Linked DNA regions of Homo sapiens: regions 1 and 3 are each linked to region 2. Evidence: chromatin loops called from intact Hi-C (ENCODE). Cell type or tissue: heart right ventricle. All regions are shown on one strand.

Region 1 (8,000 bases), 530 kb before region 2:
CCCAAATTTCTGACTATGCATAATCCCCTTCAGTCTTCCAGAAGCATAGGTCCAAACTTCATTTGCATATAAATGGTCATAATTTTTTAATCATAGATAAATTCCATTCTGTTTGCTTGTCCTTTTGCCTTCCTTGATAGAGAAACAAGAGTGACTTATGATTCATGAGGAACAGCAATTAAAACACATATACATACAACACTTCCTTACTTCTTGCATCTCTTTTCACTCCTTCTCCCTCCCTGAGTGTCAGAAAATGCCATCTTGATTGAGAGGTAGTGGTTACACAGTGGATTCCCATGGTTTCTTTCCAAATCCTAGGTTCTTCACTCACTTTCTATGCAATTGCGGACAAGTCACTTCACCTTTCTAAACCCCAGCCTCATCATTCATAATGAGTAAAACATAAAATCATGAAGGTTTTTTGCATAGGCTAAAAGAACTGGTGCACCTAAAATACTAACATAAAGCAAGTTCTCAAAATGAAAGTTATTATCATTTTATTAGTATCATCATATTGTATGAAAATACATAGAGATGACTCATTTCAAATCAGCAAGAGAAACCCAAGGTCTTACTCTCAGCAGAGAAGAGAGAGAAATAAAGCTACTATATAGGAATGTTGATACAGATTATACCTAGATGGTGATCATATTGAGAAACTCTGTATTTCATCTCAGAGAGATCTTAAATTGGAAAATAGTATAGGTACCACTCAAGAGAAGATCTGGTCCCTGAACCTTACTAATATCTGACATTAGGAAGTAGACCAGCACGACAAAAATCAGTCATCATCGGACAGAGATCTATTTGATACTTATTTTAAAGACAACTGTGTTGGTTTCTGTTTCAAGCCCTTTACTCTTGTTCTGAGATCATCTGTGGGAGAGAAAGGGCAAAGTGCAAGTGGGGGTGGAAGTGACACGTATCAGGTCCTCCTGCAGGTGTTTTCTTGCTTTATCTCATCCGATTTTCACACTGCCCTCTGAGACAAGATTTATTATCCCAATTTGCAGATGAGGAATTTGAGGCTTAACAGGGTTAAGTAATTTGCTCACATCTGCTGAAGGAAAGCCTAGACTTGCAGTCAGGCATCCAGAATACTTTCATTTATAACACACATCCTGTTTTACATGGATATTGAAGATGTGGGATTATTTTTTAGCCCCAGTTTGTGGACATCTCTTGCCAGAGTTATTTTCCTAAGAACCTAGAATCATTTGTTTGACTGTATATCAGGCTTCTGTGGATGCAAAGCCCACTAGCACCATGCACTCAACATTTCCAAAACTAAACCCAACATCTGCCCACTCCCTCATTTCCACGATCTCTCTTCCCAGAGATCTACTCCTTTTACACTTTTTTCCAAATAATTGTCTTTCCCCATGCATCACTCTAGACTGCTTCTTCAACTCACCTCCCATCATCACATAAGTCAGTAAGTCTTATCTAATATTCCTTTGAAGATATGTCAAGTCCACCCCACCAGCTCCAGCTCCAGCTTCACTATTAAGTCAATTTATATCTCACTTGAAGCAGGTAGCTGTAGCCTCCTCTCTGGTGTCCTTGTCCTGGTATTTATCACTCTAGCCCATCCTTTTGGTTCGGCCAAGTTTATTGTCTTAAAAACAAATGTAATCATTGTGCCACTCCTCTGCTGCTTCAAAACCTTTGAGGACTCCCTTCTGTCTACATGTTGAAGATCAAACACCTTAGCAAGTCACCTGCAATATAACTCAACATTATGCTTTTGTCTCATCTCTTACCAGCCCCCATGGAAATGCCTAATTATTCCTCTGAAATGCATTGCATGTTTATTCTCTTGTATTTTTCCCATTTTAAGGAAAATCCTACTCTGATTTCTTGTCTGTTAACAACTACTTAATCTCCAAAGCCTACAGTGAATGTCCTGTCAATCTCACCAAACTTCCCCAGACAAACTCAGCTCCCTCCCTTGTCAGTACTTCATGCACACTGCTATCATTGGCCCTACCCTGTGATCATTTTTACACACACCTGCCTCCCTCAGTATAGCAGGAGCTTCTCAGAGATAAATATTTTTTTTTCACATTTTTCTTCGTCTCCTTAGTATCTAGCCTGAGAAGTTTCCGACAGTGAGAATTATAATGCAGGTATCATTTTGCATGTTAACACTAACATATCATAAACATGTTCCCACCGAGCTACTCAGTCTTCCTAATTATCCTTTTAATTGCTACATAATATTTCTTCCTGTTTATGTTCTATAATTACCTAAACATTCAATTCAAGTCATTAAATTCAACAAAAATTTCTAAGTACTTAATATGCGGCAGGTACCATGCTAGATGCTGGAGACACCAAGAGGAGGAAGACATGACCTCTTCCCTGCAAAGACTGTGCATTCCAGTGATCATGTGATAAGGGCTATGATAGAGATATATCAATGAATGGATTGGGAACACTGGGTAGGGGGAGTTTTATTTTTCCTGAAGAAGTTGAAGAACATAAATTTATAGGTGATATTTTCTTTGAGTTTTAAAAGTTGAATACAAACCTAAGAGAACTGGTAAGAAAGCAAAGAGGGAGGGTGAGAGAAAAGATAAATTACTAAGACCTCACAGTTTTTAAGGGGTCAGAGCTAGGATTTCAATACAAACGGTTTGATTCTAGGACCCCACTGTTATCCCTTATCTGCTGGTAAATTCCTACCCACCCAACAATGCTTTGCTTCAACCAGCTCCACACTCTTTCTCAGTTGTTATTTATTTATTTATTTATTTATTTTGCTACAGAGTCTCACTCTGTTGCCCAGGCTGGAGTGCAGTGGCGTGATCTCAGCTCACTCCATCTCCCAGGTTCCAGCGATTCTCCTGCTTCAGTCTCTCGAGTAGCTGGACTACAGGTGCACGCTACCATGCCAAACTAATTTTTTTGTGCCACCACGCCAAACTAAATTTTTGCATTTTTAGTAGAGACGGGGTTTCACCATGTTGGCCAGGCTGATCTCGAACTCCTTTCCTCAGGTGATCCACCCACCTCGGTCTCCCAAAGTGTTGGGATTACAGGCGTGAGCCACCGTGCCCAGCCTCAGTTCTCTTTTTATTCAGCCCTTATGTGTTGCACAGAGCTGGGGCGTGCTAGCAAATTTTCTCCAACCCACATTTTCGTTAAGTTTGATAACTAGAATTTTGCAAAGTATTTTTTTTGAGTTTTACAAAATGAGCTCACTAATATGATGCATTCTCATCCTTTGTTCCTGTTTTCTATAAGAATTGCAATGTTACCAAGGAAACAAGATTCTAGAGCAAATTCCTGATAAATGTTAGGTTCTCAAAAGATAAATGAAAAAATGATCAACCAATGGCTAAATGTATGAGTTTGGCTGTGTGGAAAGTAGAGAAGAATTAGTAGAATGTGAAAGGCTCATGTATAATGTACTTAAGGCGTAATGTAGGTTACATTATGACACTTGCAGAAGTAAAACAATAACAAGAATAACAAAAACAATAATAACAATAAACAGATACCCAAATTAGTATCTTGGTACCTTATCAGAAGCATTCCTGCTTGTGGAATCAGAAGATCAAAGAGTATTAAGAGCTATGATATCATCCCTACCCTGTGACACACTATTTAATCTAAGAAACCATTTAAAAAGGGGAAAACAGCAGATATTATATGGACCACCTTCTATATTATTAAAAGTCTGGAAACAATCTAAAATGTCCACCAATAGGGAGTGGTTAAATAAATTACAATATGTGAACTGGAAGGAGTATTATAAAGTCATTAAAATGGTAATTAGAAAGATTATGTAGCCACATGGAAAAACATTTGCTGTGTAGTATTAAGGGGGTGGGGGAAGCTGAATACAAAATTGAAGCTAGGCCATCAATGCAGTTATGGAAAATGTATGCACATGAATTAAGACACCAGGGGAAGAGGCATGCATGTGACCAGCTGTTCTATACTGGCGTATTTTTTCTTTGAAACATGTCCTTTAATTTGCTATGATGTGTATTTTCTGGCCTAGCGTATGCTCTCCAGCCTCTAGGGGGAGCTCAAGGCTTCCCCTACTCAAGCCTCTTCTATCCAACCCCGGGAAGATAGAGGAGGTCTCCAGGAGCCTGAGGCATAGTGAGGTACCCAGGGCTGGGCGGCCATGGGGGCCTTAAAGCTATTATGAACAGAACAGAACTGAAGCAAATTTTCCCTCGGCCTTTTCTCCTGCTCCTTTCTGTGTATAGTCCTTGACCCCTCTTTTAGAATCAGTTGCTTTCTTGGCGTTTTCCTCTTCAGTGCATGTACATATTTCTGTTGCTACTGTCCTTGTCCGCTACATTAAGAAGGATCTAGACAGTCTTTCATCTGGGATGCAAAGATCGCTCATAGCCTACTTTTTTAAGAAAAGCAGAAATTATTCTATATATTTATTTGCACAAGCAAAATAATAATAATAAAGATATATTTTTATGGTCTCATAATTTCTAATTTATTTTTTTAAAAAGGAAGCTACCTAAGTTTCCATCAATAGCATACTGGTTAAATAAGTTAAGGTACATCTTTGTAATTAAATACTAGGAAGATATTTTAAAAATAAAACATGCATATGGATTGATAAAGTTCTTCAAAATATAGTGTTCAGAAGAGAGAAAGGCAAGATGCAAAATAACCTCTCTCTCTCTCTCTGTGTGTGTGTGTGTGTGTGAATAAATTATCCAAATGATCATAATGAGAAACATTTGTCTACATATGCTAGAGTGGATAAGTACTTAATATGTAATAATATGTGAGAAAATGATAAAAAACAGTTACCTAAGTGGAATAAAAACTGAGGGAATGACACAAACTTTTGCTTTTTACCCCATATTATATTATTTTATTTATTTTCCCTGTGTACATATTAGTTTTTTATTTTTTTTAAAATGGGATTAGGGTAGGACCTAAGGGTAAGGAGGCTGAGATAGGTGACTCTGAATCAGCAGATTCTTTATCTCCCAAATATATCACAGTGAGCTGGGCTAGAATATGTGTGTGTGTGTGTGTGTGTGTGTGTGTGTGTGTGTGTGTGTGGGTGTGTATGTATATGAAATCAGATAGGGATTTGGGCCCAAACTAGAACATGCACCTACCACTACTAGCACTATTATTTATACTACTACTAATAAAGTAACAGCAATAAATTTAAAACAATAAATGTATTTAATACTGATAATAAATTAATGTAAAGCAAAAGAAACAAGTATTTAAGGTTGAATACTTAAACTAAAATGTGTAAAATACTTTACTGCTTTTTTTAATTGTGAAAGGAGAAATTTCACAAACAAGTCCATTTTAACCAAGTTGCATTTTGACCATTACAAAGGAAATGGAAAGTCCATTTAAAGTAGGACAGGGCTAGTCCCTGCTTGTGGTTTCATATTGGCTTCCTAATAAACTGTGACCCATTACAAATGAGATTGAGCTGGCTTTGTGCTTTGAAATTTTTTTTCTCAAATGTCTGGTCTCCTTAGATTTTTGAGCCCTGTTTTGCTTTTGCTGTCCATGAGGTTTTGAAGTTCATTGATTTTGCTGTTTTAAAATATTGCTTCTGAATGGGGGTGCTTGGGGAGTGAGGACTGACTATGGAAGCCAAAGGCAGAGAGATGAGTGCAGAGACATTTACAGTCAAGGCCAGAGTCCTGATGTGGCCTTGCCCTAAAGCTGTGCCCAGCCTAATCTCTTTTCCATGTGTAGCCTCACTGGGGAACTGTAGCATCTCAGGCTTTCTGAGGAAGCAGACACTACAATGAGAACCCAAATCCTATTCTTCCAGCAGAGCTCAATCATTAGAAGAAAATGGAATGTGGAAAGCATGTCACATACCTAACAGGGATGCTTTGCTTAGGCAGCCACAGCCAAAAGAGTCACATCTTCACATCAGTTTCTCTCCTGCATGTGTGGCCCAGGAGTTGCTACTCAATACCACCCCTGGAGAAGAGCATGGCATGGAACCAGAGCTAATCTAGGGCTTTCATTTCTTTATTGCCTGCAGATTCCTTCCCTACCCAGGCCTGAGACAGAGTCTGTAGGGATGGAATACAGATGTGAGGGCAAGGGCTCCCATATCCTGGTATACAAAGCTCAGCCTGATGGTCTACATACCATTACTACTCAGTGGTTCCCAGGGCTCCCTCCATAGATGCCCTGACAAATGGTTTAGTGTAGAGTGATGAATGGTGACATTCCTGTCCACTGGGTTGGTGTTTGAATCTCTTTGGTCAAAAACAAAGTTGGTTCTAGCCATATACCAGAAGTCTTCATCCTTCAAGATTTCTTATTTGGAATTTAGACCATCTCTTGTCATAAAATTTACACTATTACAAAAGAGGGGTTAGAACCACAGTACAACCCAGAAAAGCAGTTTGAGTTACCATATTTTATAAATGCATAGCTAGGCATAAACTGCAAGCCTGCAATCAAACAGCCAGCTTCAGAAGCTCTAATAATCCCTGTGGTCTAGAACAAAATATTGAATTTTAATGTTCCTTCTGCAAAAATGGGGTTAGTAACATCAACCCTCTGAAACCACTGAGGCAATTAAATCAGTGGATGTACGCGAAAGTGCTTGGCCTAGTGCTGGGGGATTGTATTTGAAGTATACTTCCCTGTTGCTTCCAAAAATTCCTAATATACTGAAATGTCATACATACGTTTAACTCTAGCTGCTTCTTAAGTCACCAACAAAAAGACAGTGTTAAGAACAACTTTTTGTGCTTGAACCAATTTGCCATAAGTAACATCTTGCAAGCCCCCAGTGCCAACTGACTTATCACTAAGCTCATCCCAGATGAGACTTTGCAAATCTCTATTTATAAAATGAATACCTTGCTGCTAACTTATATTGGGAGGGAATTTCACTTGCCTTCAAATAAATATGCTGTCAGTAATTGCTGTATTTCCATTTCCATCATTCTGCAAGTCTCTAGCCAAAAGGTCACATGCTAACTTGGTACGTATGTATATATGTTGGGTAGAATACTTGCTCCAGATGATACTAGCACTGGATCTTGGGGCATTTATCCGATGTCTCTGAGCCTCAATTTTCTTACATGAAGAATAACAGTTACTATATTTACTGCAAAGTTCTGTTGAAAGATTAAATCATATGATGCATATACACGCCTGGGCCATATGGCAATTATTACTGTTGTTCTTGTTATCTACGACTTCATGAGACTTTATTTTCAGCATCATGAAAGATGTGACTGACTCCTACTTCTGTTTGATCATTCTCCTTTCCCATCCATACCAAAATGAATAGAATAATAAAATTACGAACATTTAAGGTAGATCTTTAAACCAGTGCAATATCCAACACAGAGCATTGCATGTAGTAGAATTAATGAACATTTGATGACAAGTTGAGTAAATAAAACAGTCCATACACCCCTCAGGGTTTTCAGTCTTTTCTAGAACATCATTAACAAGCAGTCTTCAGACCTATGTCTGAATATCCCCAGCCTCCAGAAACTTAAAACTACTTCAATTGCATTTATAGTGGGTTTACCAAATGTGTGACTTGTGAAGCCATCTTCTAACCCTACACCTACGGCAGTTTACACGCATTGATAAGGGCACCAAAACAGGATCACAGAATCCTTAGCTCCAGCTAGATTACCAAAAAAAAATCAGAGTACTCTTCATATTAGAGAAGTCTGTCTTTCAGTGAGTCATCATCTATTTCTTTCTACTTCTTTTCTTGTGGCCCTAAAAGCCAGACAGAAATAGTCTGATTGTTCTCCTGCATGAGGTTGCTTCAGAGAGCTGCAGGCAGCTTCTCAGTGTTTCAGATCCACCTTCAGCAGGAAATATTCTTCTGCAACCACCACACACATATTCCAGAGATGTGAATAAGAAATAGGGGAGTTCTTCACAATTTGTTCATGAAGAGGGAAAAGGAGAGGCCTCTTGGTCTCTGAGCTATTATTAAAATAAATATCATTGGCTAAAAGGCCAGAAAAAGTTTCGGGACCACA
Region 2 (8,000 bases):
TGCTGGGTAGGAGAAAGGAGACTTGCACCCCAGGCAGGAAGGCAAAGGCCCGGGTCAGCTGGGCCAGAGCGCCAAAAAGACCCAGCTTCCCCATCAAGGTGGCAGCTCTTGGCTTCCTAGTCTCCATCAATCACTATTTCAGAGCAGACAGACTAGCAAGTCAGTTCTGGTGGCCAAGCCTGAAAGCACTGAAAAAGTGGCGTGTGCCCCACACCCAGGGACTCCAAGGCTGTTTGGACCTGCGCCCTCTCAGCTCATAATCCAGCTCTCTTGACCAGGGTCTGTACCTAGGGTGGGAAGCAGAGAACACATTTGAGGCTCATGTACACACACACTCAGACACTCAAGGAAGGGATTTGCTAGGGCTTGGTTTGCTATTCCATTGGCCATGGGGTGAGAGTAACCCAAAGTTGATGCGACTCTTGAGGAAGCAAGAGAAGAAAGTCAAAATCATGCGAACGCAGAGTCCTCTAAATAAACACCATTTCCATGGTTTTAATAAGCAAAATAGGAAACCATTTTAATAACCAAAAAACAGAAACCAGTCTGAATAAAACTACAATAGACTAGGTTTTAATATTTTCATATCATAAGCAGGGTTTGAAATTGATCCCTTATTTTACATGAAATAAAAACAATTTCTGTTGCGGCAGGTTTGATTTCAACACAGTTGAATCTGTAAAAACCAAAGCTCGTTTCTGATGCAGGACAAATATCCACAATATTTAAAACTGCAAGCACCATGCGGTTCATACAATCTTGTTATTACTGTTAATTTATCAACTAATACAAACTCAAAAATGCATCCGGCCAGCAGCGCCAGCAATTTCAAATGGGAACTTAAAAATACACTTTTATTTTGGTATTTTTGTCAGTGCAACTTAAATCCTTTTACTGACCTGCAGAAAAAAAAAAGTAATAATAAAGAAAAACACCCATATCTTCCCTATAACTACTATACAACTGAAGAATTGAAGGGGGGGGACACCACCAAGAACTCTTCCTACTATCTCAAAAGCAGGGAAAGAAACGCAATGCATTGGTCTAAAGAACGCACTTGAAAGTTGCAAAATTACTTGCCAATGTTTGGGTTTCTGGTACATTCTGAGCATAGCAGTTGGTTCAGTGCAGTGTCTGCTTACCAGTGCACTGCCAGGGTCAGGGATGGCTAAGCCTCTCACCCTAGGAGCGCTGTGGCTCCTACAATTAGCGCAGGCCCAGAGGGTTCAGAAGGGACCTCAGGGTGATTCTGGTTACAATAAAAAGCAGAGGGGAGGATCTGTTTTCCTTTCCTTTCCTTTCTTATTAAGGGTATCAATTTGACCATAAGACAAGGCTGTAGTCCAGAACACTCCTCTGGGGTGCGGAGCTTGGCAGCTTCCCTGCCCTGCCCTGCCCTTGTACTGGGACCTCTCGGTTCTCTCTCTCAGCACCAACAAGGTTGAAAACTAAAGCGAGAGAGGAAAAAGAGGACCGAATGGGGATAAGGGAAGGAAAGAAAACATGCAACTTCCAAGTGTGCCCCAAGACAAAGTTGTTTTCTGATGCAAAATGCCCGGAACTTTTTCTTTTTTTTTTTCTTTTTAACTTACAAACAAAAATACCGTAATAATAAACCCAAACAAAGACCCTCAGCTTGCTGCCACGTTCTCTATGCGGTTTGGCGGGGCGGGTATTTACAAGCCTACAGCTGGGACTGAAACCCCGCACGCAGCCGCCGGAGTTTCCAAACTGCGATCCCTTCTCACCCAAAGAAACAAGGGGAGTATGATCCATGATCAACAACATGCTAAAGTTAAACAAGAAAATGGTACAAAATAGAAATTATTACCATACATGTCCAGCATGCAGGATTAATATTTTTAATGCAGATTTTTTGTATTTTTCTATATAATCGAGCAGGCAATAAAACTGATGAGATTTGGGCGCCGAGCGTCCTAACTGAGGCCTGTGTCTCAGGGCTGAGAGCCAGTGTTCTCCGAACTCTGACAGACAGGTCCGTCTGTCCTTCCTTCTTTCGCTCAGCCTCGCCTCTCGCCTGCCGGGACGCCAGAGTCCCTCTCCTTTCCTCGTTGCTCTCTTCCTGGCGCGGACTACTCTCCGGGCAGCAAAGCAGCTGTCCCGGCTTAACGCGCAAAGTTCAGAAAGCCAGGAGTCTCCAGATGGCCTTGGTGACTTCTCGGGACTATGCCTCGCCGCCCTTCAGCCTGGAGAGAAGTTACTCCGGGACCTCCCACCCTCTCGTCTCTCTCTCCGGCTCTGCTCGAGTCTAGGAGGCGGCGCTGGCGTGCGCTACTCTCGCCTTAGCCAAGGTCCCCTGCCCGCCCGCGCACCCGCCCGTCGCCCGCGGCCCGCGCGCCCTTCCTCCCTCTCGCTCAAGTCAAACAGGTCAAGGCTGGGGCCGCGGCAGGGACAGGGTCCGGGGTAGTCTGGGACTAGGGACGTGGGACAGGGAGTCCGGGCCGGGGCAAGGGCGGGGGCCAGGACCGGCCACGACTCACAGAAAGAACTCGGGAGAGGAGGGGCTGTCGCTGGTGGAGCCCGCCTCCCTGAAGCCGGAGTTGGCGAGTTTCTCGCACTTGACCTTGTAGGCGTCTCTCTCGCGGGCCAGCCGGGACACCTCCTGCTTAAGCTGCTCCACCTGCTGAATGAGCTGCGTCTTCTCATTCTCCAGGTGGTGCTTCTGCTGGACGCGTTTATACCTGCAAGACTGGGCGTAGCCCCGGTTCTTCAGGGTCCGCCGCTTCTGCTTCAGGCGGATCACCTCGTCCTTGGTGAAGCCCCGCAGGTGGCGGTTCAGCTCGCGCACGGACATGGACACGAGCTGGTCGTCGGAGAAGCGGTCCTCCACGCTGCCGTTGCCGCCCGCCGCCGTCGCCGAGGCCGTCGCGTGCGGCCCGGGCCCGGGGTGGCTAGTGGGCAGCTGTTGCGCCGGGCTAGCGGCGCTGGACGGCGGCGGCGACGCTTGGTGATGATGGTGATGGTGCGGGTGAGCGTGCGGGCCCAGCTCGTCGTGGGCCACGCCGGCGCCCGGGTACGCGTGGTGCGGGTGAGGGTGGTGGTGATGGTGGTGGTGGTGAGCGCCGCGAAAGCTGTCGAAGCTTTGCAGCGGCTGTGGCACTGGGTGCGAGCCGATGAGCGCTTCCACCGCGTCCTCGGGCGTCAGGTTGAGCGCCTCGGGGTTCATCTGCTGGTAGTTGCTCGCCATCCAGTACAGATCCTCGAGGTGTGTCTTCTGTTCGGTCGGGCTGAAGCTGGGCGACGAGGGCACGGAGCTACACGGAGTGCTGAGCGGTGTGGAGGACACCGAGCCGGCTGGCTGCAGGCGTGTGCAGGGCCTGCCCGGACGCTCCGCGCGCCCCAGTGGCTCCTTCTTCACGTCGAACTTGAGCAGGTCGAAGTCGTTGACATACTCCATGGCCAGCGGGCTGGTGGGCAGCTCTGGCCCCATGCTCAGCTCCGCGGCCATCGCTGAAGCGAGGCGCAGCCGCCGCTGCCGCCCGGGAAACTTTGCGGCCGGCCGGAGCGCGCCGAGCCAAGCGCGGGGGGGAAGAGCGGAGAAGAGCTGGGGAGGCGGGGAGCGAGGGCGCAGCGGGCCGGGGCCGCCGGCCAAGCCTTTGTCTGGGGACGCGGCGGCGCGCCGGAGAGTCCCGAGGCTGCCTGCACCGCCCCAGAGCTCTGGGCTGTGCCCGCGCAGGGACCGGGCCGGGTAGAGTCGGGCGGGGTGGAGAGGCAAGCGGAGCGCGCGGTGGGGCTGAGGGGAGGCGTGGGGCGAGTGCCCGTTGCTCGCTCTCTAGCTCTCTTGCTCTTACGCTCTCTCGCTCGCAGCCGCTCGCAGCTCGGCGGTGCAGCTGTGCTGGATCCGGCGGCGCCGCAGCCTTTTATCGCCTCCTGATGTCACTGGGGTGCGGGGGCCCGGGCGGCCCGGTGCGCGGGCCAATAGCTGCACGGCCTCCGCGGCCCAGCGGCGCAGGGCGGGGCGCGCCTGACAGCTCCCCCGCCCCCCGCGTCAGCTGACTGGCGGCCCGAGCGGCCCCGGAGCGGCGGAGGCCTGGCGGAGCGCTGGAGCGGAGTGGGACGGCCAGCCTGGGCCCACCCCCGTACCCTGCAGGTCCCGGCCCACGCACGCTCGCCTGGAGTGCGCGCCCCACCTCTAGGCCAAATCACCGCTTTCCCCTCCTCGCGCACTCTCCTCCCTCAGTTCCCTTTGCACCCCACCCCCATCCCGTGTCACCCCCAAGGAGGCTCAGAATGAGCGCCGGGACAACGCCTCCTGGGCCCTTTGTTCCCAAGCGGCCCCCGCCCAGTGGGCGACGCTCTGTGTGTCCTCGCGGCTTCTGGCCGTGTGTGTCGTGCGTTCCTGTTTCTGGAGATCTGCGCGTATTTGTATGTTGGGGAGGGCGGGCTCGAGGCTCCGAGAGTTGTGTTCAGACCCAACTCTTAACCTCAGGGGACCTTTCTCAGGCCAAGCGAGGGCCCCTCCTGGCGGGTGCAGTCGCAGAGCCCTGAGGTTCGACTCCACTGGCCCCGCCGCTCCCCGCGTTCACCCCACCGCACAATGTTCACAGTGAAGGCGACGGGAAAAGCAGCAGCCCAAAGGCTCTGAATTCCTCTTCCCCGCCACACGCACGGAATCCTGAGCCCCCGGAGCCTCGGGGCCGAGGCCGGCCCGGGACGGTGCTCCGAGTAGCTCTCCACTGCTGGGGAGCCGGCCCTGTTTTTGTTTGAACGTTTTGTAACGATTAAGCAGATCCCGGCGTCAGCCCGCCGCGGAGAGGCTCAAACAGGCATAAAGTGCGACCCCAAGTGGCCACTGTGCGCAAAGGCGCCGCGACCGCCCGGCCCACGGCCGGAAGGCTTGGACGGCGCCTCGTACCCAGCCAGGTCTCCCCTACCTGGCCCAACCCAAGCCAGCCCAGAACGCATACTATGTGTGCACCAGAGCCCAGGACAGGTTCCCCTCGAGCGATGTACAGGTCCTCGGGTCCCGTCTTCGTACTCAGCCGCGAGCCTCGAGCCGCGAGCTCCGCTCTGGTCGCCCCGTTGAAATTCCGTGCCCCAGCGTTCGGGGGTGCCCGTCGGCTGCTCCCTGGGCCGGAAGGTCCTGGGCGGAGGAAGGCCGGTAGCCAAAAGTGGAAGCGCCACAGTGAAGCGGCCCAGGGCCACCGGGTGAGAAACCTCCCCGGAGGGCAGACGGGGAGACCGAAGCACACCGCACTAGGCATCCAGACTGGGCTTGGGAGCCGCGCACCCTCCCTACCCAGATCCAGGATGGCTAGAATTAACGGGTTCTTTCTGAGACCTCGGCTCAGGCGCCGAAACCGGATAGATCGCGAATTCGCTGGACCCGGAGACCCGACCCGCCTCCCGCGTCACCTTCTTCTTTCTAGCTTTGGGCGCGCGCAGCGAAAGGCAGGAGAGGCGCGCACTGGGTGAGTGAGTCCCGGCCGCTGTCTGCGCTGGACCAGCCCGACTGACCTCGCGCGTAGGGGTCGCGTGAGCCACACCGGTGCAGACGCGCCTAGATTATTTTTAAATGTTAGAAGGTAAAATATTTGCCTCCAATTAATCTGAAAACTCTCTATTCTCTTGCGCCCTCGGAGAGGCTGGGGTACGGCGTGGTATTGGGCCGCCTATTTTTAATAAAATGAGTGTATTTTAACTAAAACTTAACTCAATCTTGTGGGGTGGCAAATTAAATGCTGGAAGAGCGCGTCTACAACCCTCTTCGAGAAGCGTGCTCTCCGCAGAAATGAGTCGGCCGCCTGGAGAGAGAGCCTGGGCGGTGCCGCTGCGCAGCCCCTGCCAGTAGCTGGGGGTTGGGGACTCGCACCTTGTAAATGTCCTCGTCTTGTTTGAACGCAGTGAGAGCACACTCGTTTCCAGATCACTCGGGACCGGGTGTCTCGGATCTGTGCAGACTATGTATGGCTCCGGCCTCAGGCGGCCAGGGCGGGACAAGCACGCCTGACTCTCTTGGTCCCGACTGGACTAGAGCTGGTAGCACCCTCCCTCAGGGTCCTAAGAGACCTGTGGCTCCCAGAGTGTTTCTGCCACTGTGGACTTCTGCGCGGGCACCAAGATGGACAGGCCAAGCTGTGACCCACTCCACCCCCGCCCATACGTCCCCTCGGCTCTGCCTGACACTGGCCGTCGAAGACTTCCGTGGCCCATTAAGGCCCTGGGGATTCCTGAGGCCCCAGGTCTGCGGTTCCGAACCTCCTCTTCTCCTGCGGGCGGCCTGCCTCCGACTCAGGGTCTCTTGGACTCGGGCTTTGGGCAACCGCGCTCTTCTTTGTCCCTGTGCCTCTGTCTCTGTTGTGGTCACTCCCTTCGCCTGGGCTTTGACTGTGGTATCTCTGTCCATCCCCAGGCTCACTTCCCCACCCAAATCCGTTTCTCTGCCCCTCTCCCAGCTTAGCCACTCCCTCCTCTGCACACCCCACAACCTACCCCACCAAAAAAAAATGTTGGAAACAGCCCTACCCCTGCCAGGCTGTGGGTGAATGACGGAGACATGCAGGTGGCCGAGGAGTTAAGGCCGCTGCTGCGCAGCCGGCCCCACTTCGTGGCCTGGCCTCCCCCACCCCGGTTACTGCTGCGCTGACTTGGAGCCCCAGGCCCTATAGCCTCCAACTTCCGACTGCTGTCGCGGGATGCCGCTTCTCATCTCTGGGGTCTCTGGATCAGCATGCCAGGCTCGGCTCCCCGTCATGGATACACAGCAGTGCCCGCAGTCTTCACCCTATCCCTAAAACGTAGGCAGGGTTGAGGTGAGGAGGGTGAGGGATTGCTGCTGTATACCTATTGACTGGGAGTCCGACACGCTCAAAGAAAAAAAGTAAAAGAAGGAACGGTGGAAGAAGTGAAGGGTCGAGGAGAAGTAAAGGGAGGCCAGGAGACACGCGAGCAGTGCACGGAGTCCCAAGGCACACTGAAGGAAATGCACGGAGTCCCAAGGCACACTGAAGGAAAGTCGGGGATTTTGCGGCAGCCACAGCCCCTCTAGTGAACAGCTTGTTGCCAAAACTCCCATTTAAGGTGTTTACCCAAGAGTGACCTCCTCTCTACCCACGCCAGGTTGGGCCAGAGGCTATGCCTCTGGGACGCACCGCCTCGGGATTCTTTAGCTACAAATGGTGATGGAGGAAGCTCTGCAGGGTCCGAGCCGCTGCAGAGCCTTGGAGCATTCGGGGTAGGAGTAAGAGAAGAGGTTATTCCCTAAGGGAGCGTGGAGCCCACAGCCAGCCGCCAGGTGTGAGGTTTGCCGCGCTGCCCTCGTTGGCCCCCACTCAGCCGAGGGAATAACTCCAGAGAGGCCCGGCGGCGTGTCCTCCCGTACGCCTGGAAACCAGAGCGGCATTCCTGGCATCCTCATTCAGCCCGAAGGTGCGCCGTTCACCTTCGGCGTTATTTCCCTGAGGGTTGCAGGTGGTTGGTGAGCGAGGAGGCGTCTCTGTGCACGCATGGGTGCTGTTGGAGGCGTGCGGGAGGGGTGTGTTCGTGCGTGTGCTGTTTGCGCGCGCGTGTGTGTTGGTGGAGAGGCGCAGCAGCACGCGGGATGCGGGAGCGGGAAACTTCCAGCTTCAAAGCTCGGTGGGCTCCGGATCGTACTATGCGGAGTCGCTAAGCAGAGGCCAGTGGTCTCAAGGGCCTCAGAGGCAAGTTCTGCCAGGGAGGGTCCTGAATCAGGGGACCCCCACCTCCCGCCTGCCGCAGGAGCTTGACTTCTGCCTTTGCATCACCCAGATGTAGTGTCACCTGTCTTTTCCAAGGAGCCCTCAGGTCTCTGCCACCTTTTGTGAGGCTCAGTGGAAAAGTATTATGTTGCTCCCATTCCGTGGGATCCTCCCAAGGTCTATGGAACCCAAAAAGAGACAGGAGGGTTTTCTGGGGGATTTTTGTTTCTGTTTTTTGCCCTTACTCTTCCTTTTCCTCTTCCCAAAGGCAGCTATCACTTCCACTTTCCCTTGCCCCATACAACCGCTGTCAGATTCCAA
Region 3 (8,000 bases), 1.4 Mb before region 2:
ATTCACATTGCCTGAGTGGCTCCCTTTGCCCTATGCATGTGTCTTCCTGACCCCAGAGTCATTTTTATTACTTTCAAGTGTGTAGAGTAACCAGAACTGAACTAATAAAGTGCAGCAGTTCTGCTTTAATGAGCAGAAAAGAGTAATTTGTAATTAGCATATACATTATTTGTACATAATGAGTGCTTCCAAAGTCCTTATGGGGTTGTTTGTCTTCCTAAGTATTTAAAACCCCACCTCCTCCCAACCATCTTGTTTATGCTGTTTATTTGTACTATCTGTTCTTAAAAATGCACCCACGTGCATATGTACACACTGACACATTCATTCGCCTGCAGCCATCTGTACATTGTCTGCAGCCAGAGAGGCACACATAGGAACACGCAGCTACCATTTCACTCATTTGTAAATGTAACCCCACACTTGCATGCACCAGCACAGATACACAAACACTCAGGTCTACACATAAAAATGCACATGCATGTGTACACACATGTACATGTACCTGTTCCCTTGTATATACACATGCCCAGGAAGTACACAGAACATGTACTTTCATAAGAAGCCACAGGTGCAAACTTGCATTTATAACTGTGCCCATGCACATACATGTGTATACACACAGGTCACAGGCCTACATGCACACATGTTCAAACAGATACATAAATCTGGGAGGAATTGGGGCTTCAATTGGTCTCTTTCTCCTCAAGTACTGATGATGTAAAGCTTTTTATGATTTTGGTCTTGTCCAAAGATTTGAGGTTTTGGAGTCTTCGTCTTCTTGTTCAAAGCATCTTGTTCTTGTGTGGATCAGCTACTGTTAGCTAATGTTACCTATCTGTTACCCTGCTGGAAAGCTGGATTTATGAATGATCCCTAAAATAAAGGTCCTATGTGTACCACAGCAATAGGCCTAAATGAGTAGCTGAGAGGTGAACTTTTGCCGCCTTGGGACCAGGCCTCTGCTGGGGCAATAAGCAGTAAATAACTGTAGCTAGTACCATTATTTTTGGGCCCTTACACAAAAAACTCTGCATAGTGATAAGGTAGACTGAAAACAAGCAGCTTCTGAGTAGTAATTGTGTACCAGGATTTCTCATCTACATTGCCACATGGACTTACTCTATAGCATTTTGAGGTCAGAATAATTATCCTTATATTACAGATAAGAAAACTGAGGCTCAACGAAATGAAAGCATTTGCTCACGGCTGCACAAACATGGGTTTGAACCCAGGAGAATCTCTTGCATTATTTAATCTCTTCTCCTTAGCTCACCACCCTCTACCCTGCTGGGTCCCCCAAACACAGGGTCTGCTGGAGCAGATATGAGACAAGGACAGAGCTGGTGATAGTCTTTGGTGCCTCTGAACTTGCATGAGGTGTTTCTGCATGGTTGAAGAGCAATGATGAGATGCTCCATTCACCCAAGGGTCAGAGGTGGTCTTTCCTGGGGAAAACATGACTCAGCTTTTCTGACCTTGTGGTTCGCTTTTGACATGACTCCAGAGAAGGTGCTGGTAAAGCCATCGTTTCTCTGAGGATTTGAGTAGATACCACACCTCAGCTCCAAAAATTAGGTTCGCAACAATTTACAATAAGATATATACCCTAGGTGAACAAGCAAAGGACCAGGACTCCTTTATCGTGTTAGAAATGTCATAGTTCCTAAAATGTCTAAGCTGTATGGTTGGTCACCTGCCATTCATTGGCCAAGCATTGTGCTTAGATGAACCTGGGCATAGGAAAAGTTGAAGGAGACATCCAGGCCACTTTTGGTTTACATTACTGGAAACATTTTAAAGACAAAAAATCATGCAGATGTTTTTATAGCTATTATTTTATTTTAGCCTTAAAACACTCATGAGGAAAGTAATGTTAATAACAATAATGGTGACAACAGCTGACTTTTATCGAATAGTTACTATCAACCAGGTCCCACAATACTCTCAATGTGCTAAGTGCTTCACGTGCAATAGTCTATTCAATTCTCACAACAACCCAATGAAGTTTGAGTCCTACAGTGGGTTATTACTGCTCCATTTTCCTGTTGAAAAATAAAGAATCAGTGAGGTAAAGTGACAGGGGCAGCATCTGCGGTAGAATCCAGGTCTCCTGACTCTTCAGACTGATCTCATGTCCTAGTACCATCCAGGGTCAGAGACTGCAAGGGCAGGTGGAATAAGGTTAGGGTGCTGGGAACAATATGCTGGTGTGTACTCCAGCCTCTGTGGCCCTAAAACTGTCACAAGTGATGGTTTCCAACCAAGTCAATTGGGTGTCTGACTTTCATCCTGGGACCAGGAAAGTGGGGCTTCACGACTGCCTTGATGGTACTGGTTTGTTTTACAGTGTTTGCCAGTTTCTGTGGTGTAAATACTTACACTATGTCTGATTTCAAGCTAGCAACTGTTTAGCAATTGGGAGAGAAGGATAGAGGGAGAAGGGAAGAGAGAGAGGCATTTGCTTACATCATGTCTGATTTCAAGCTAGCAACCGTTTAGTGATTGGGAGAGAAGGATAGAGGGAGAAGGGAAAGGAGAGAGGCATATGTAACAACTGCATATTTAACAGTTGGCTTTCTGGCTCCTCCAGCCGACTGCTTGGGCCCAACACCCTAGCAATTAACCTTTTGCTACTCCTGGGCTCCAAGGAGGCCAGGCCGTGGGAACAGAGCACCAGAAGGATATTTCAAGGCAGTTTCTCCATTGCCTCAGCCTGGATGAGGCTGATAGTGTTTTACTTCTTCCTTTGCCTCCCTCAGGGAGAAAACAAAGAGTGGATCCCAGAAAGGCCAGGGCCTCTAATCTCTCAGTACAAGTCTTTGAAAGGAGAGGAAGGGAGCTGGGTCTACCGCAGAGAGCTGGCAAGGCTGGGTCTCTGGAGGCTGGGGCCAGGGGCTCCGCGTGTGGAGTATGGAGCAGAGCCGGTGGGCTGGGAGGAAACGACTGGCGGAAGGCCTCCTGGACCCTCTATCCTGTCTTCATAACTCCCACACAGATTAATGAGCCTCAGGATGCCCTTGGTTTTGGCCAGCCATGCTTGGGGCCTCCCCAAAATAGACAGGACGCCCAGTGCCTCTTGCTATTGTCCCAGCTATTGTCTTTATGAGCCTCCTGGGTTCAGGGATCACATCCTAACTCTTCCTGTTCGTGCTTAATCACCATCCGGATGGATGGACACTTGCAGACAGACTGGGGGCAATGCAGACTCAGGGAAGCCAGTACTGTGTGCGTGTGGAGAGATCTGGCCCCACCGTGTCCATGGCTGAAAAGGGAGAAATGGGGCCATGGTGGAGCTTTTGCAAAGACTCAGCGCTCCTTTCTTGGCTGAGGCTGGCTGAGGGGGCCACCAGGCTCAGAGCTGGTGCCCTGGGGTAGGGCAGTGTATGGGGCAGAGTCAGCCACTAGGGGGCAGGCCCCGACAGCAGGTGGGCCAGGCAAAACCCTGTCAATGCTCAAAAGGATGGTGGGAGGACTGACAGCCACAAAAACTGACCCGCTTGGGGTCTTGGGGCCCCCTCCAGGGTCTGGTCAGCTCCAGAGAGAACCAACACCCAGGGGAGTCTGGGAAGCAAGGACAGCAGTGATGGGAAGCTATCCGTAGATTCCCTGTATCATCCTAGTCTGGGGTGATGGAACTGTGATGAGCCGCATCTGCGTCTGGATGGGGATGGGCACGTGGCTTCCCCCTGCTGTGGAAGATGCAAGGAGCAGGAAGAACAGTGACAGAGAAGGACAGGCCTGGGGATAGGGTCAGGAGCTGGCAGCTGCAGCCCCAGCACAAAAGCCAGATGCAGGAACCCTGGCTTGGGGTATACAAGCCCCTGAAGGGGCCTTTTTGGTTTGTATCCTCCTGGGCCTGCCTGGCCAGGCCAGCTTCCTGTTAGCCTAGCAAAGCTGAGATTTGTCAGCTACTCCAAAGCAGTCCCTGCCCTTCCTGCTCTTGACTCTGCAGTATTTTGCCTTGGTTGATTCTGGCAGCTTGTGAGCCCTCTGAGCCTGCTGCCTGCCCCGGATGAAGCTGTCTGAGGTTCAGCTGAGCTGTCTGAAAGCCAGAGAAGCTTAGGATTTACCCTGAGGGAAAAAGACTGGGATGCACCCACTACTGGGAGGCCTGATAGACCCAGTGACCTATGGCAAACCATTTATTCTATTCAGCCATTCTCCCATCCATCCATCCCCTCCATCCATCTAGCCCCTCATCCATCCATCCTTCCATCAACTCACCCACCCAGCCACCCACCTACCCAGCTACTCATTTATCTACCCTGCCATGTATCCCTCCATCCTTTTCCATCCATCTGCCCATCCTTCCCCATTCATCCATTTATCAATCCATCTATTTTCCATCCATCCATTAATCTATTCTATCAGTATATGTCATTGAAACTTCCTCTGTGCCAGGCTCTCTTTTGGGTCCTGAGAATGCAGCAGTTCACATGACAGAAAAAGTTTCTGGATCATAAGAGCTAAATTTGAATGGCAATGTCCCAGTGACAAGCCAAATCACTCACTATGACATAAGGATGGAAATTGATGGCTCAGCTCTTAATCCATCGAGGCAGCAAACTCCCTACACCTCTTGCCCTGATACATACAGATATATTTACAATATGTATGAAGGCACCCCAAAATATGCATACCTGTGTATGCTCACATTGCATCCCCTTGGATAGCAACATGTCTTCAGGATAATTTGTGTACACATACCACCATACCCGAATGTATAACTATCTAAATACGTGCATGTGCATGGACATAAATTCACATATGCACACATGTACGTATAGGCACACAAGGCACTTACACATATTTGCACATATACATACATGTGCACATATACATACTTGTATATGTGCACCAGGAACACACAGGTGCACACACACACACACACACCTGTGCACAGCTACTCAGGCACATTGGCATATGCACTTTAACTTCATACAAATATATACACTTGGGTACAGTTTGGATCTGTATGCATATAAGATACATGTGCTCACATATGCACCTATCCATGCACACAGGTTGCATGTACATGAGCCTACACATGTGCATGTAAATACTCCCTCTGACTTTGACCTTTCACCAAAACCCCCGAACCCTACCATTTCCCCATTCTGTCCTGGGGAATTATCCATATCTCTGACAAGAGAATGGGTTACTAATGCAGCCACAGAGCTGTTTTGACACTTTTGATGAATAACATTCAATACTATTAATTGGAACAATTGCTTTTCATTTAACTAAATCATGGGAATTGCTAAACTAAATTGAAACGGAATGTGATTTTGCTTCGCACTGCTTTAATATGGGCCTCTAAATGTCTTCTCTCTGAAGGATTAGTAACTTAATCACCCACCAGTGATAACTGCTTCCCAGGCTCAGCCGGGAGGCTTCCTGCTCAGCAGCAGCCTGGCTGGTGAGGAACTGGGGGCCCAATGGCAACTACTCTGCCCCTTGCTTCCTCTCCCTGCATTATTCATCGTGGGGGAACACGGTTCTCTCCCTTCTCTGAGTCCAGCAGGACCCTCAGAGACAATTTCCATTTTCCCTGGGCTCTGCCTGTCTGCGTCCTGTCGAGGAGCTCTCATTCCAGGATCCTGGATGTGGGCGTGGATTCTGTCTCTGAGCTTCTCTGAGCCTTGCTGGAACACTTCGTCCTGAGAACACTGGCTCTGGAATCCTGGGGCCACGTATACCCTGAGGGCAGCCCAGTGCCTGGCTTAGCTTCCAGGGGCAAGTTGATGTGGGCCAGAAATGTTCCCTGCACTGCCTGGGGGAGCAGGGAAGGCCCCAGCCAGCTGGGCTGTTGCAGGGTGACCAACTGTTCTGGTTTGCCTGGGACTGAGGGGTTTCCAGGACATGGAACTTTTCAGGGCTAAAACTGGAAAGTCCCTGGCAAATCAGAACAGCTGATCATCCTAACTGTGGTGTCATCTGTGCCTCCAGCTAGAAATCATGTTTAACATTTATTGAGTGCTTACTGTGTGCTAGGTGCTTGACATACATTATTTAAATGTTGTGACAATGTTATGGGGATATGTTCTATTAACATATTCATTGTATAAGTGAGAAAACTAAGACTCAGTTATTTTTTAATCTTATCTATGTCCTCACAGGTGTGGACACAACAATAACAACAAGGATAACAAGGATAATAGGAGCTAATTTTATAAGAGCTTGCTCTGTGATAAGCACTTCTGCTAAAGGCTCAATGTGCATCCTACAGCAATCTTGAAGTTAGGTACCATTTTTGCTGTTCCTTCACAGAAGTGAAGGTTATTGCTAGTGAGTGCTAGACTGTGATTCTAGACCTAGCAGCGTCTCCCACCAGCCTCTACTGTGTTGGCTTGCCTGTTAGGCTACATGGGGCCTCCCAAGTCCTTTTCCTCTGGGTGGTCTAAGGAGACCCAGGCTACAGGATTCTGGAGGGTGAGGTCCTTAGCAAATTGAGTTGCTGAGCTTAGTGTGGCCTCTTCTAGGTACAGCTTCTGTCCTTGGGTGTGCAAAGGAGACATGGCCACTCCCTGAATAGGGATTTCAGGGACAGCCACCCCACCCCTTTCCACTGACACGGTTCCTGACACTGGGTCCTCTGAGTGGATTTGGCATGTGATTGTGGGGCCTGTGAGTTCTTATAAAGCCAGGTTCTTGCCTGCTTCTGCTGATCTAGGACTTGTTTGGACTGCAGCAACTTGTTTGCCCTGCAGCATGGTAGGTTGCCGTATCTGCCTCTCCATCCTCTCCTCCTCCCCAGCCCCAAGGTTGTCAGGAAAAATTGCTAAATTTGGCTCTGAGTTGTCACTCCAAAATATTTACAGGAAGAGAAAGGAGCCTGCTTTAAGGGGGTCCTTATTGGACCACTCCTAAGGGTCAGGTACTGTATCAGGCATTTCGGTTTATGTTCTCATTTAATCCAACAACATCCCAACAGTTAGGAATTATTATTCCCATTTCACAGTTCAGAGGGCAAAGGTGCTGAAGGAGGCCCAAGTTCATGCACCTGGTCAGTGCTACACCACAGTTTAGGAATCAGACTGTTTATTCCACTGACTCAATTCTCTTCCTAGGCAGATACTGCCATTCTCTAAAGCGTAGCTACTTCCGACCTCCAAGTTTCTCTGTCTCTCTGGAGAGGGCTCAGTGTGCTCAGTGTGATGATGAAGCTTGCAGGCTCTGAAGACAAATGAATATGGCCTGATGCCTGGTGCTTCATGAGGCATTGGGTTGAGATCTGCTTGTCTGTTGGAGTCTTTATGTGTAAAATAGGGATTCACACAGTCCCGACTTGGTAGCCCTGTTGTGTTGGTTGCACAAAGAAGAGCTCAGCACAGGGCCTGGCACAGGGCAGGGGATTAATAAGTGGTTGCTGCTATTATCATGTTTATGATTTCTGGCAGTTTGAAAGGAGATTCTCTGGAGTTCAGTGCTGTAGATGTCAAGCCTTGCCTCCCCTCCACATCTACGCTGCCTGCGCCCTTGAGTTTCCTATTAACTTAATAGGCCTGGACGTAAAGGAGCCAGTTGTTCATGGGATCCCAGAGTCAATCAACAATCCACCCTTCACTGCTTCCATTTGGTAAAATCGATATGTGTTGATTGAACACTGAGTCTGCGCAGAGCCCTGAGGCTGCGCCTGAGGAGGATTCAACCTCTCGCTGTGCCAGGGAGTGTAACTAAGATAGCGTTCTCTACCTGGGATCCCTGGACCAGCACCATCGGTATCATCTGGGAACATGTTAAAAAAAGCAAATGGGCCTACCCTAAGGCCCATTGAATCAGACATTCTGGGGTTGGGCCCCAGGAATGTGTGTTTTCGCAAGTTCCCCATATCACTCTGAGGCACGCTAAGGTGGGAGAAGCATTGCTCCAAGAGACCAAAACGCAGCTGTCCTCTGACAAGGACCAGCTAAGCCTGTGGGAGCACAGAGGGAAGAGAGGAGGACCCAGCTGGGGAACCTCTGGGGAGTGGGGTGCCCTGACAAATTCTTTCTTCC

The links. Hi-C counts contacts between places; a loop is a spot of excess contacts. Peaks named below come from ENCODE experiments on the same cell type or tissue, not always from the same donor. Only the 100,000 strongest peaks of a DNase experiment are listed, where the experiment ranks them.
Region 1: it touches region 2 in a loop (5-fold over the local background); 51 of 110 quality-filtered maps call a loop at or near these places.
Region 3: a loop joins it to region 2, with 3.0 times the contacts of the local background. A loop is called at or near these places in 31 of 110 quality-filtered maps.

The regions. Positions count from the first base shown.
Region 1 is chr20:40,156,229-40,164,228 of GRCh38, forward strand. No RefSeq gene overlaps it. Among named protein-coding and RNA genes, the nearest start is that of LINC01370, 160 kb to the left of the region's middle. In heart right ventricle, CTCF peaks have their summits at 4,029 (motif pointing right) and 4,230; a DNase peak (open chromatin) is centred at 4,043.
Region 2 is chr20:40,685,382-40,693,381 of GRCh38, forward strand. It overlaps MAFB (MAF bZIP transcription factor B), which reads right to left and starts at 3,855. Exons shown (of 1, transcript NM_005461.5): 1 at 467-3,855. The coding sequence starts at 3,469. The coding sequence ends at 2,498. RefSeq lists silencers at 3,718-3,787, 3,808-4,117 and enhancers at 4,068-5,045, 5,046-6,021. In heart right ventricle, CTCF peaks have their summits at 4,805 (motif pointing left) and 5,024; DNase peaks (open chromatin) are centred at 2,410, 3,950, 4,770 and 5,347; H3K4me3 peaks cover 5,652 bases; H3K27ac peaks cover 4,167 bases; H3K27me3 peaks cover 3,517 bases.
Region 3 is chr20:39,265,724-39,273,723 of GRCh38, forward strand. No RefSeq gene overlaps it. Among named protein-coding and RNA genes, the nearest start is that of LINC01734, 45 kb to the left of the region's middle. RefSeq lists an enhancer at 3,657-4,157. In heart right ventricle, CTCF peaks have their summits at 3,398 (motif pointing right) and 3,597; DNase peaks (open chromatin) are centred at 3,211, 3,398 and 5,698; H3K27ac peaks cover 3,089 bases; H3K27me3 peaks cover 756 bases.